Regions from separate parts of the Homo sapiens genome. Here region 2 is linked to region 1. Evidence: read pairs that join two places in POLR2A ChIA-PET (ENCODE). Cell type or tissue: PC-3. All regions are shown on one strand. Each heading gives the region's core, and the rest is flanking DNA. Links, peaks and the distances in the headings are about the cores only.

What was found. Peaks named below come from ENCODE experiments on the same cell type or tissue, not always from the same donor. Only the 100,000 strongest peaks of a DNase experiment are listed, where the experiment ranks them.
Region 2: POLR2A ChIA-PET joins it to region 1 with 9 read pairs; 2 of 35 experiments call an interaction of 5 or more read pairs at or near these places.

The regions. Positions count from the first base shown.
Region 1 is chr7:111,548,053-111,553,435 of GRCh38, forward strand. The region is part of intron 1 of IMMP2L (inner mitochondrial membrane peptidase subunit 2); the gene reads right to left. Among named protein-coding and RNA genes, the nearest start is that of IMMP2L, 12 kb to the right of the region's middle. In PC-3, for the core only: no CTCF peak of the experiment used is centred there; no DNase peak of the experiment used is centred there; H3K27ac peaks cover 582 bases.
Region 2 is chr7:111,606,535-111,611,917 of GRCh38, forward strand. No RefSeq gene overlaps it. Among named protein-coding and RNA genes, the nearest start is that of IMMP2L, 47 kb to the left of the region's middle. In PC-3, for the core only: no CTCF peak of the experiment used is centred there; no DNase peak of the experiment used is centred there.

The DNA of each region.
Region 1 (5,383 bases), core at 258-5,257:
CCAGAAAGAATTCATGAGATGTTATGACCATTGAATTTCCCCACGTTTAGCCTGGGTAGTGAGAAACCAGTTTCAGGGAGAGAATATTATCTATCAGGGAGAGAATATTATCTATCTTGTCACCCAATTCAATCCTCTAAAATGACCTTCTATGTGCTTGCTACAAAAAAAAAGTTCTTCCAAACAAATACATTCAAAAAATAAAGTTTGTTTGACTGCATGCTTCTCTAGAATGCTTTTAAAATTTTCTTCTCCCCATTCTCAATATCATAAATCAGGTAACACCTAACAGGAATTGTCTGTACTATTTCTTATTTGCTGGTGACAATTCCTTTTTGATTCCCCATGTCTACTTTAGGGGTTAGTGGTTTAACAGTCATTCTTACATCTTTTGTCATAGGATATTCCACCGTTCTGTCTTTAGATATATGATACACTTTGAAGTTAACAGAAGAAAGTAAATTAGTATAAATACAAAAAGTTGATATTACAATATAATAAGCATGTCAATGGTACTAACAGGAGATGACAATTACACCTTTATCTCGAAGTAATCACCATCAACCATTCTCAAACTCAGAAGTGTATAGTTTTTTTTATAATTTTAATTCATTATCATGTCACTTACCATTTTTCTCTAAGTATTTTAAACTATAGGGACATTTTGATTGAAACTAGAATTGTATTCAATACAACACCTCCCTCAGGAATTTAACTTTACAAGCCTATTTCTATTCTCTTCCCAAGAATCTTTCCATCTAATTCTACCTTGCCCTCGTGGCTTAACCCATACAGAGACTGGTCATAAGTGCTTTAGAATCTAGCATTTTCTTCCTACAAACAGGAAATAATGTGTCTCTGACACTATCCAAAAATGTGGCAACATAATTTATGCTTTTGGAAGGAAGACTAACATCTCAAGCTGACAACTAGGTAATAAATATGATTAAGACCCAAGCACACAATGAGAATATCCCAAAGGGTATACCTTTCAGAAGAAGACAAGGCTTAATCAGTGAGACATTTTCAGCAAAAAATACAGTCATTTTTTTCTCAGATGCTCCTAAATAACCATCTTTTTGGCAGTATTGACTTGTTAGCCCCAAATCATTATTTCCCTTCTTTACTATTAATCTTCAAAACAAAAAAATTTAAGTCTATGATAGTAACCAAGTCTGACTCATTAACCGAACAATTCCCCACTATTCTCTGAGTTTAAATTCACATAGGATTCTTACAAACAGCTTATGAAGTCCTCAAAAATAACCCATGAAGTATGTGTTATCTCTGCTTTCCCAGAAGGAAAATGAAGTTCACAGACAAAAAGTGACTTGTTCATGTTCACATAGGTAATAACAGAGCTAGCACCTGAATAAAGATCTTACATATCCTTTTCACTATATATCACCACTTTAACATCTGGATATTTATATTTAAAGCCTATTTTTTAACTTTTAATATAGAAGTTTTAACTGAATGTTTAGAGTATTAGCATAATGTAGTCATATACATCAGACAGGTCTCAAAAAATCTTCTAATATGTTGTCATAATCCACATACTCAGACTACAGGATGTCTCTTAAACATGAGAAATAGTAAGATTCTGGCCACGTGTGGTGGCTCACACCTGTAATCCCAGCACTTTGGGAGGCCAAGGCAGGTGGATCATCTGAGGTCAGGAGTTCAAGACCAGCCTGGCCAATATAGTGAGACCTCCATCTCTACTAAAAATACAAAGATTAGCCAGACATGGTAACACATGCCTGTAATCCCAGCTACTTGGGAGGCTGAGGCACGAAAATCACTTGAACTTGGGAGGCAGAAGTTGCAGTGAGCCGAGATCACGTCATAGCACTCCAGCCTGGATGACAGAGCGAGACTCCGTGTCAAAAAAAAAAAAAAAAACATAGTGAGACTCATAAAAAGCACAAGCTAATTCATTTATAAACTGATTCAAACTGCCCTCACATAATAACAGTGCTAAATAGTTATTAATATTTAACAAAACTAAATAATAATTATTCAGTATTTAAATCTGACACTAAAAAAAACTCTTATTCAAGCAACTATTAAACAAATAAGCTCCTGGGAAAATACCAAGATCCTTAGTAAATAATCTGCAATACCAATAAAACTAAAAATAAAGGCCAAAAAGGCTACATACTGTATGATTCTAACTCTATGACATTATGGAAAAGGCAAAAACATTGGAGACAGTGAAAAGATCAGAAGTTACCAGGGGTTAGGAGAAGGGAGGGATGAATAAGCACAACCCAAGATTTTTAGGCAGTGAAAATACTCTGTATACTATAAGCATACATACATGGCATTACACATTTGTCCAAACCCACAAAATGCACTACACCAAGAATGAACCCTAATGTAAACAATGAACTTTGGGGGATAATGATGTGTCCATGTAGTTTCATCAATTGTAGCAAACGTACCATTCTGGTGGGGGATGTTGATCATGCAGGAGAGGCTATGCATGTGTGAGGGCAGGGAGTAAATGGGATATCTCTGTACCTTCCATTCAATTTTACTGTGAACCAAAAGACCCTAAAAAAAAGTCTATTTTAAATAAGGCAAAATATCTGCGGCAATCTTAATCTTCTCCTATCAATTATTACTTCACAGGTCCTCTGTTAACTATTTAGTAGAAAGCATCCTTGGCTGTCAATGCTAACCTTCTGCACAGCTCTTATTTACACACACATTGCTCCTCATAACATCTGCTCTGCCCACTGTAGCCTGCTTATCCTCTAATGGTCATCAGTATACTGAGTCCAAAGACAGGGAAGGAGTCAGGTACAAATGAGATGGAGAAGACAGGTAGTGGGGCTAAGGAAGCAAAGAACTGCTAAAGAGGGAAGTCAGCAGATAAATCTGCAGGAGAAAATCTGCAGCAACAAGGAGAAAAGAATCCTGAGTTGATACAAATTTGTTTATTGGTTTACATAATGGGAAAATCATATGAAATGAAATTATCCTAAAATACAAAACATGATGACATTACAAACATTTCCCTTCTTTAAAAAAAAGTCTTTGCTGTATACAATTCCGTAACTAGAACTTGATAATCTGTTTGCAATGTGTCCCCCAGCGACAAGCAAGATGATTTTTCAAAAGTTGACTGTAAATGCTACATTTTTCAAAGGAAAGATATATAAAAGTGTGTGTGACAAAGACCTATGTCTCAGAATAACTTGGAAAAAAGTACAAATATTAAATTTTTATGATTTATTGCCTGAAAGAAAGTTGTACACTTTTATATTCTGGGTATTCTTAATCTAAGAAGTCAAGAACATACTATGTATTACCAAACTGGGCAAGAGTTCAATGAGATTCTGAAAGTTATACCTAACGTACTATGTATTACCAAAAACATACAATATGTTTAGTAACAAATAGTATGTTAGGTATGTTAGGTATGACTGTTAGAGGTGTGTGTGTGTGTGTGTGTGTGTGTGTGTGTGTGTGGTCACTTGCTTGCTTTGGTCATCGGTGAGGAAGCCAGGCTAAGCAACTAACAAAGAGTCCAAATATCTGAGTCATTTATGAGAGGCTAAGGGCTCCAGTGGCAAATCAGGGACCTATAAGACAGGCTCAAAGATGGTTCTGGCAGGATCCACCACCACCATCACTACCACCTCAGCAAAATACAACCTTCTTCATCTGAAGTTTCAGGGAAGCACAAAGGCTCGAGTTCTGCCAGCAGTCCAGCTCAGTAAACACTGATTAAGCACCAGTGAAGTACAAAGCATTAGGTTAAAGGTGATAAAAGACACTGAATAGGAGGAAATATAGCCCCTACTACCTTAAGAATTTTCCAGTAAAAAATATGGTAAGACTATAATCCAGGCAAGGTAGAGCAAGTACTAAAAGAGAAATACAAAGAAGGCATTCAGAGGTTTCCTCAAGGAGATGCTCTAGAATGAAACCTGAGGCTATTACTCAGATGACCAACAAGTTCATGCTATAGCCACTGCTCGTTTATAATTTTCTCCCATTCAATGTACTACTTCTACACCAGAGATGTGAGAAACTTGAAAAAGGCTATTTTGTTCTAGCTGATTATTAAAGGGGGAGAATTCTTGAATATAAAGTAAGATATAAGGTAAAGCAAGCAGGAAAGGATTTGGAGCAAGGTGTGTCATAATGCTAACATGGCACAAAGCAAAATAATTCAACTTCCATTCAGTTTTACTGGTCAAAAGGAATAGCATCATTTTTGTTTTGTTTTGTTTTGTTTTGAGACAGAGTCTCACTCTGTCACCCAGCCTGGAGTGCACGGGCACAATCTCTGCCCACTGCAACTTCCACCTCCAGGGTTCAAGAGATCCTCCTGCCTCAGCCTCCTGAGGACCTGGCATCACAGGCATGTATCATCACACCCGGCTAATTTTTGTATTTTTAGTAGAGACAGAGTTTCACTATGTTGGCCAGGCTGTTCTCAAACTCCTGACCTCAAGTGATCCACCTGCCTCGGCCTCCCAAAGTGCTGGGATTACAGGTGTGAGCCACCATCACTTCTATAACACATTTATATGCTGCTTTAATGGTTTACAAAGGACTCTCACATAAATGCTTACAATGAAACTCAAAGCAATCCTATGTCAGGTAGAGACTGTTATCCTCTCAGAGAGCCTACCCTCACAAGACAGTCCACAATGATCCTTGCCTCATGTCCTTGTGTAATCCACTCCCATACTGAATCAGGGCTGGTCTGTAGAACCAATTGAATACATCTGAAATGATGGTGTATGACTTCCACAGGTAAGTCATAAAGGGCACTGCAGTTTCTACTTTGGCAGCTTGAATCTCGGGAAAGTCATCTGCCATCTCATGAGAATAGTCCCACGGCAAGCCCATTGTGGAAAGGAACCAACCTGCCAACACCAACTGGCCAGCCAAGTGAGTAAGCCACCTTGGAAGTGAATCTTTTAGCTCCAGTGATGCTCCTATAAAACTTCCACTCCTGCTGATATCTGACAGCAACCTCCAGAGAACCAAGCAAGGACCCTCAAATTGCTGACCCACAGCAACCATGAGATAACAAACAATCATTGTTGTTTTCAGCCACTAAGGTTTTCATGTTACAAAACAACAGAGAACCCAATTTTACATATGAGGCTCAGAGAGGTTAATTTACCAATTATCATATAGGAATGAGTAGAGAAAACAGATCTGGAACCCAGTCTTTAGGCTTTAGGTTCAATTTGTCATTAAACAATACCACTTTCTTCTCAACTAAAATAAGGTATAATACTGTAAGGATGATCATTCCTACACGATTATATGACTGATACTAGTATGTCAAGCTTCCTACAGTACAGAGACACAGTATATGTCCCTGCATTCTTAACGAATATAATGGGAATCT
Region 2 (5,383 bases), core at 334-5,333, 59 kb after region 1:
TAAAGAGGGAGAGTCAATGTTGAAGAATCAGCTATTTTAAAATTGATCCCTCTACTGGAGTACTAAAAAGTATTTGTGAAATGAACACGAATAATCTTTATAACATTAAACATTGCAAAACCCAAATGCAAAATAGTCCTATTTAACATAAAGTCTTTCATATTGTTCTGTTCTGCCATCCTTCTATACATTTGCCCAGACAGGACAGCAACAAGGAAAGAATATGTAAACACTAATCATTTCTAACTTGCCATCTGTGACAGTTCACTGTGCTGAAATTAGAAAGGATGGAATCACTTTTCCATTTCCTTAAGGTCACCAAGGACAGACAAGCTCAGGACATACTGTATTTGTCAGAAGAAAAAGAGATGACTGGTGAGGTGGCAGTGACAAATCTGTTCTAGGTTCAGCTCATTTTACTGAAGAATGTGTGTCCCCTTCTGACATTTATCAAAAGAAATTCAATTTTATAAAAAGAAGGATGTCAAATAATAGTACATTGCTAACACTCATTTTGTTGCTGTCAGAAGGGCAGATGGGGGCAAAAAGGGAAAAGGGTGGATGGAAGAGAAAGTTATTCCAGCAAGAAACAAACAAAGTCATGCTAATAATACACTTATAGGCTTGAATATATTTCTGATTAAAACACCTATTTTTGAGATCCATCTTAGTGCCTGGCTCACACTTTAGAATACCAGTTTTCACTTCTTCCAGACAGAAGGAACGACACAAAGCAGGTTGATTTGTGGGTTTTGTGTTTGTTTTTGGTTTTGTATTTTGTTATTGTTTGAGTGCCATTCTGCTGCACCAGGAAGGAAAGAAAGCTAATGAAACCTGGTAAAACCCCAGGTACAATGACATGCACCCTGTGGGCATGCAATCAATAGTTCTTATGGTGATGATGATGTTTTTCTCTGGCAGAAAAGGGTATTTTGGGTCAAAAAATAACCCAAAAGTTGTGACAGAGGTAACGGAAAAATAGAAGTCAGATTAAAATCAAAGGAAGAAATTCTAACCCAAAAGTTGTGACAGAGGTAACGGAAAAATAGAAGTCAGATTAAAATCAAAGGAAGAAATTCTATCAGGAGACTAATAATGAAGCTGACAATATACTGTAACAAGTAATAGTGTTTTACCATACTGCATAAAAATATTGGATTAAGATACAAATTAAATCTCTTTCTCAGTGAGGGTTTTCTGCAGAACATAAACAATTAAGCTGCTTTCTGGAGAAGACAGGAAACTTGATTAACAGATCCAAAAAGACAGCATAGGGAAGATGGGTTTAACACTAGGAGGTGAAACACCAACTGTTATCCAAATTGACTTTTCCAGAAACGTTGGATAATTTCAATCAAGGACTGAAATATACTCTTTTCTTTTTAAGCGTCAGTGTTCTCTGGACTTAAACAAGTCAAAGGAGGTTCTTATTAAATAAATGCTACTGGTGCATATGTTCCAGTCACAGTCTCCTGAGGTGAGTATGGAGACACTACAGAAAATTGAACCATGAAATAGGGTTTTGTGTCTCTATACCAAAATTTCAAATATCTGGAGGTGTCCTAGCTCATGGTGGCTAAGCAGGCAGCTTGTGGGAGTACAGGAGGCTACAGGAGACGCCAGGAGTAAAACGACCTATTCTGAGTCCTGTAGTCTCTGTAAGGTGCCTATTTGATGCAATCTAAGACAGTCTTATTTAGAATAGGGACCCTTAGAAGCTGCTAATATAAGTCAAAGAAACAAATACTTCTGTGCATTTTTCCCCACAAATAAGGGATTGTCCTAAACCTCTAAGCATTAAACCAGGAATCCAGTAAAAACCAGGCTTATTGTACTCCAATCCCCAACTCACGTACTGTCTTAGAGATTTTCAGACACAAGGTGCTAAAAGTTATATAGCATATTTTAAAATTTATCTGTTATCAAGTGCCTTTCATTGAACAAAAAAAAAATCAAATTCAATAGTACATAAACAAGATCTTTCTGCTCCTTCTTGGAAGATTTTTAGGAGAATTAAAGTCATAGAGACAATCATCTACATGCCATTAATATTGTCATCTTCACATATTATTACCAGTATTATTACCAGCACAGCTTTCAAGGTTTGAAATTTTGCATTGGGCTGGCCTTAACATTTGGACAAATCCTTTTTAAATATAGGGAATAAATAATAAATTTAAAAATAAAATACGTTAATATGCAATTTTTTTTTTTTGAGACTGAGTCTCACACTGTCACCTGGGCTGGTGTGCAGTGGCACCATCTTGACTTACTGCAACCTCCGCCTCCCAGGTTCAAGCAATTCTCTTGCCTCAGCCTCCCAAGTAGCTGGATTGCAGGTGCCTGCCACCACGCCCGGCTAATTTTTTGTATTTTTTAGTAGAGATGGGGTTTCACCATGTTGGCCAGGCTAGTCTTGAACCCCTGACCTTGTGATTCTCCTGCCTCGGACTCCCAAAGTGCTAGAATTACAGGCGTGAGACACTGTGACCAGCCAATATGCAAAATTTTAACGCTTTAAATTAGAGGTCAGCAAACTTTTTTCATTAACAGAGAGTAAAATATGTTCTGCTTTCCATTCCATACACTCTCACACAACTAATCAACTCTGCTGTTGCAGTACAAAAGCAGCCATAGACAATACAAAAACAAATAGGGGTGGCTGTGTTCCGATAAAATTTTCTTTACAGGCCTCTGCCTCTGCCTCTGCCTCTGCCTCTGCCTCTCCCTCTCCCCTCTCCCCTCTCCCCTCTCCCCTCTCCCCTCTCCCCTCTCCCTCTCGGTCTCCCTCTCCCTCTCTTTCCACGGTCTCCCTCTGATGCCGAGCCGAAGCTGGACTGTACTGCTGCCATCTCGGCTCACTGCAGCCTCCCTGCCTGATTCTCCTGCCTCAGCCTGCCGAGTGCCTGCGATTGCGGGCGCGCGCCACCACGCCTGACTGGTTTTCGTACTTTTTTGGTGGAGACGGGGTTTCGCTGTGTTGGCCGGGCTGGTCTCCAGCTCCTAGCCGTGGGTGGTCCGCCAGCCTTGGCCTCCCAGGGTGCCGGGATTGCAGACGGAGTCTGGTTCGCTCGGTGCTCGGTGGTGCCCAGGCTGGAGTGCAGTGGCGTGGTCTCGGCTCGCTGCAGCCTCCATCTCCCGGCCGCCTGCCTTGGCCGCCCAGAGTGCCGAGATTGCAGCCTCTGCCCGGCCTCCACCCCGTCTGGGAGGTGGGGAGCGTCTCTGCCTGGCCGCCCATCGTCTGGGACGTGGGGAGCCCCTCTGCCTGGCTGCCCAGTCTGGAGGGTGGGGAGCATCTCTGCCCGGCCGCCATCCCGTCTGGGAGGTGGGGAGCGCCTCTTCCCGGCAGCCATCCCATCTGGGAGGTGGGGAGCGTCTCTGCCCGGCCGCCCATCGTCTGAGATGTGGGGAGCGCCTCTGCCCCGCCGCCCCGTCTGGGATGTGAGGAGCGCCTCTGCCCGGCTGCGACCCCGTCTGGGAGGTGGGGAGCGTCTCTGCCCAGCCGCCCCGTCTGAGAGGTGAGGGGACCCTCCGCCCGGCAGCCGCCCCGTCTGAGAGGTGAGGAGTCCCTCTGCCCGGCAGCCACCCCGTCTGGGAAGTGAGGAGTGTCTCCGCCCGGCAGCCGCCCCGTCCAGGAGGGAGGTGGGGGGTCAGCCCCCCGCCCAGCCAGCCGCCCCATCCGGGAGGGAGGTGGGGGGGTCAGCCCCACGTCCGGGAGGGAGGTGGGGGGGGTCAGCCCCCCGCCCGGCCAGCCGCCCCGTCTGGGAGGGAGGTGGGGTCAGCCCCCCGCCCGGCCAGCCGCCCCGTCCGGGAGGTGAGGGGCGCCTCTGCCCAGCCGCCCCTACTGGGAAGTGAGGAGCCCCTCTGCCGGGCCAGCCACCCCGTCCGGGAGGGAGGTGGGGGGCTCAGCCCCCCGCCCGGCCAGCCGACCAGTCCGGGAGGGAAGTGGGGGGATCAGCACCCCGCCCGGCCAGCCGCCCCGTCCGGGAGGGAGGTGGGGGGGTCAGCCCCCCGCCCGGCCAGCCGCCCCGTCCGGGAGGTGAGGGGCGCCTCTGCCCGGCCACCCCTACTAGGAAGTGAGGAGCCCCTCTGCCCAGCCACCACCTCGTCTGGGAGGTGTACCCAACAGCTCATTGAGAACGGGCCGGGATGACAATGGCGGCTTTGTGGAATAGAAAGGGGGGAAAGGTGGGGAAAAGATTGAGAAATCGGATGGTTGCCGTGTCTGTGTAGAAAGAAGTAGACATGGGAGACTTTTCATTTTGTTCTGTACTAAGATAAATTCTTCTGCCTTGGGATCCTGTTGATCGGTGACCTTACCCCCAACCCTGTGCTCTCTGAAACATGTGCTGTGTCCACTCAGGGTTAAATGGATTAAGGGCGGTGCAAGATGTGCTTTGTTAAACAGATGCTTGAAGGCAGCATGCTCGTTAAGAATCATCACCACTCCCTAATCTCAAGTACCCAGGGACACAAACACTGCGGAAGGCCGCAGGGTCCTCTGCCTAGGAAAACCAGAGACCTTTGTTCACTTGTTTATCTGCCAACCTTCCCTCCACTATTGTCCTATGACCCTGCCAAATCCCCCTCTGCGAGAAACACCCAAGAATGATCAATAAAAAAAATAAAAATTAAAAAAAAAAAGTTAAAAAAAAAAAATTTTCTTTACAATAACAGCATAAAACTTTGGCTTCAGGTCACAGTTTGTTGACCCCTACTTCATATTATCATGTCCCCCCCACCCCCATTTCTTTCATTCACCTTCTATCACAGAGTCACAGCTTTGCACTCACAGTGTAGCCAAGTTGTAGCTACAGACCAAACATTGTAAAGAAATACCTCCGGGGAACTTGAGAATAAGTTAAAACTTGTGCTAAATCATGAGTGAAATATACATTGGGAAACACAGTTAACAACCCATTCCCCAACCTGCTTACTGGGCCATCTTTCTAAAAATGCAAATTTGATCCTGCAGCTCCCTAGCTTAAAAGGCTTCACCTGCAACAGAAAGCCCTGGCTTTTTAGTTTTTCACCATAGGCTTATTTATGGCTGGTCCTGCTTTCTTCCCCTCCTTATTTCTTCTCATCCCTTCCTTCTCACATTCTATGCTTCAGCTACATAGAAGGACTTATAATTTCCAGAATGATACCTGCTCCCTTGCCTTTCAACCCATACACTTATTTTTTTTTTTCTTCTTAGATGGAGTTTCACTCCTGTCGCCCAGGCTGGAGTGCAATGGTGCGATCTCGGCTCACCACAACCTCCATCTCCCATGTTCAAGCAATTGTCCTTCCTCAGCCTCCTGAGTAGCTGGGATTACAGGTACCCGCCACCACACCTGGCTAATTTTTGTAGTTTTAGTAGAGAAGGGGTCTCACTATG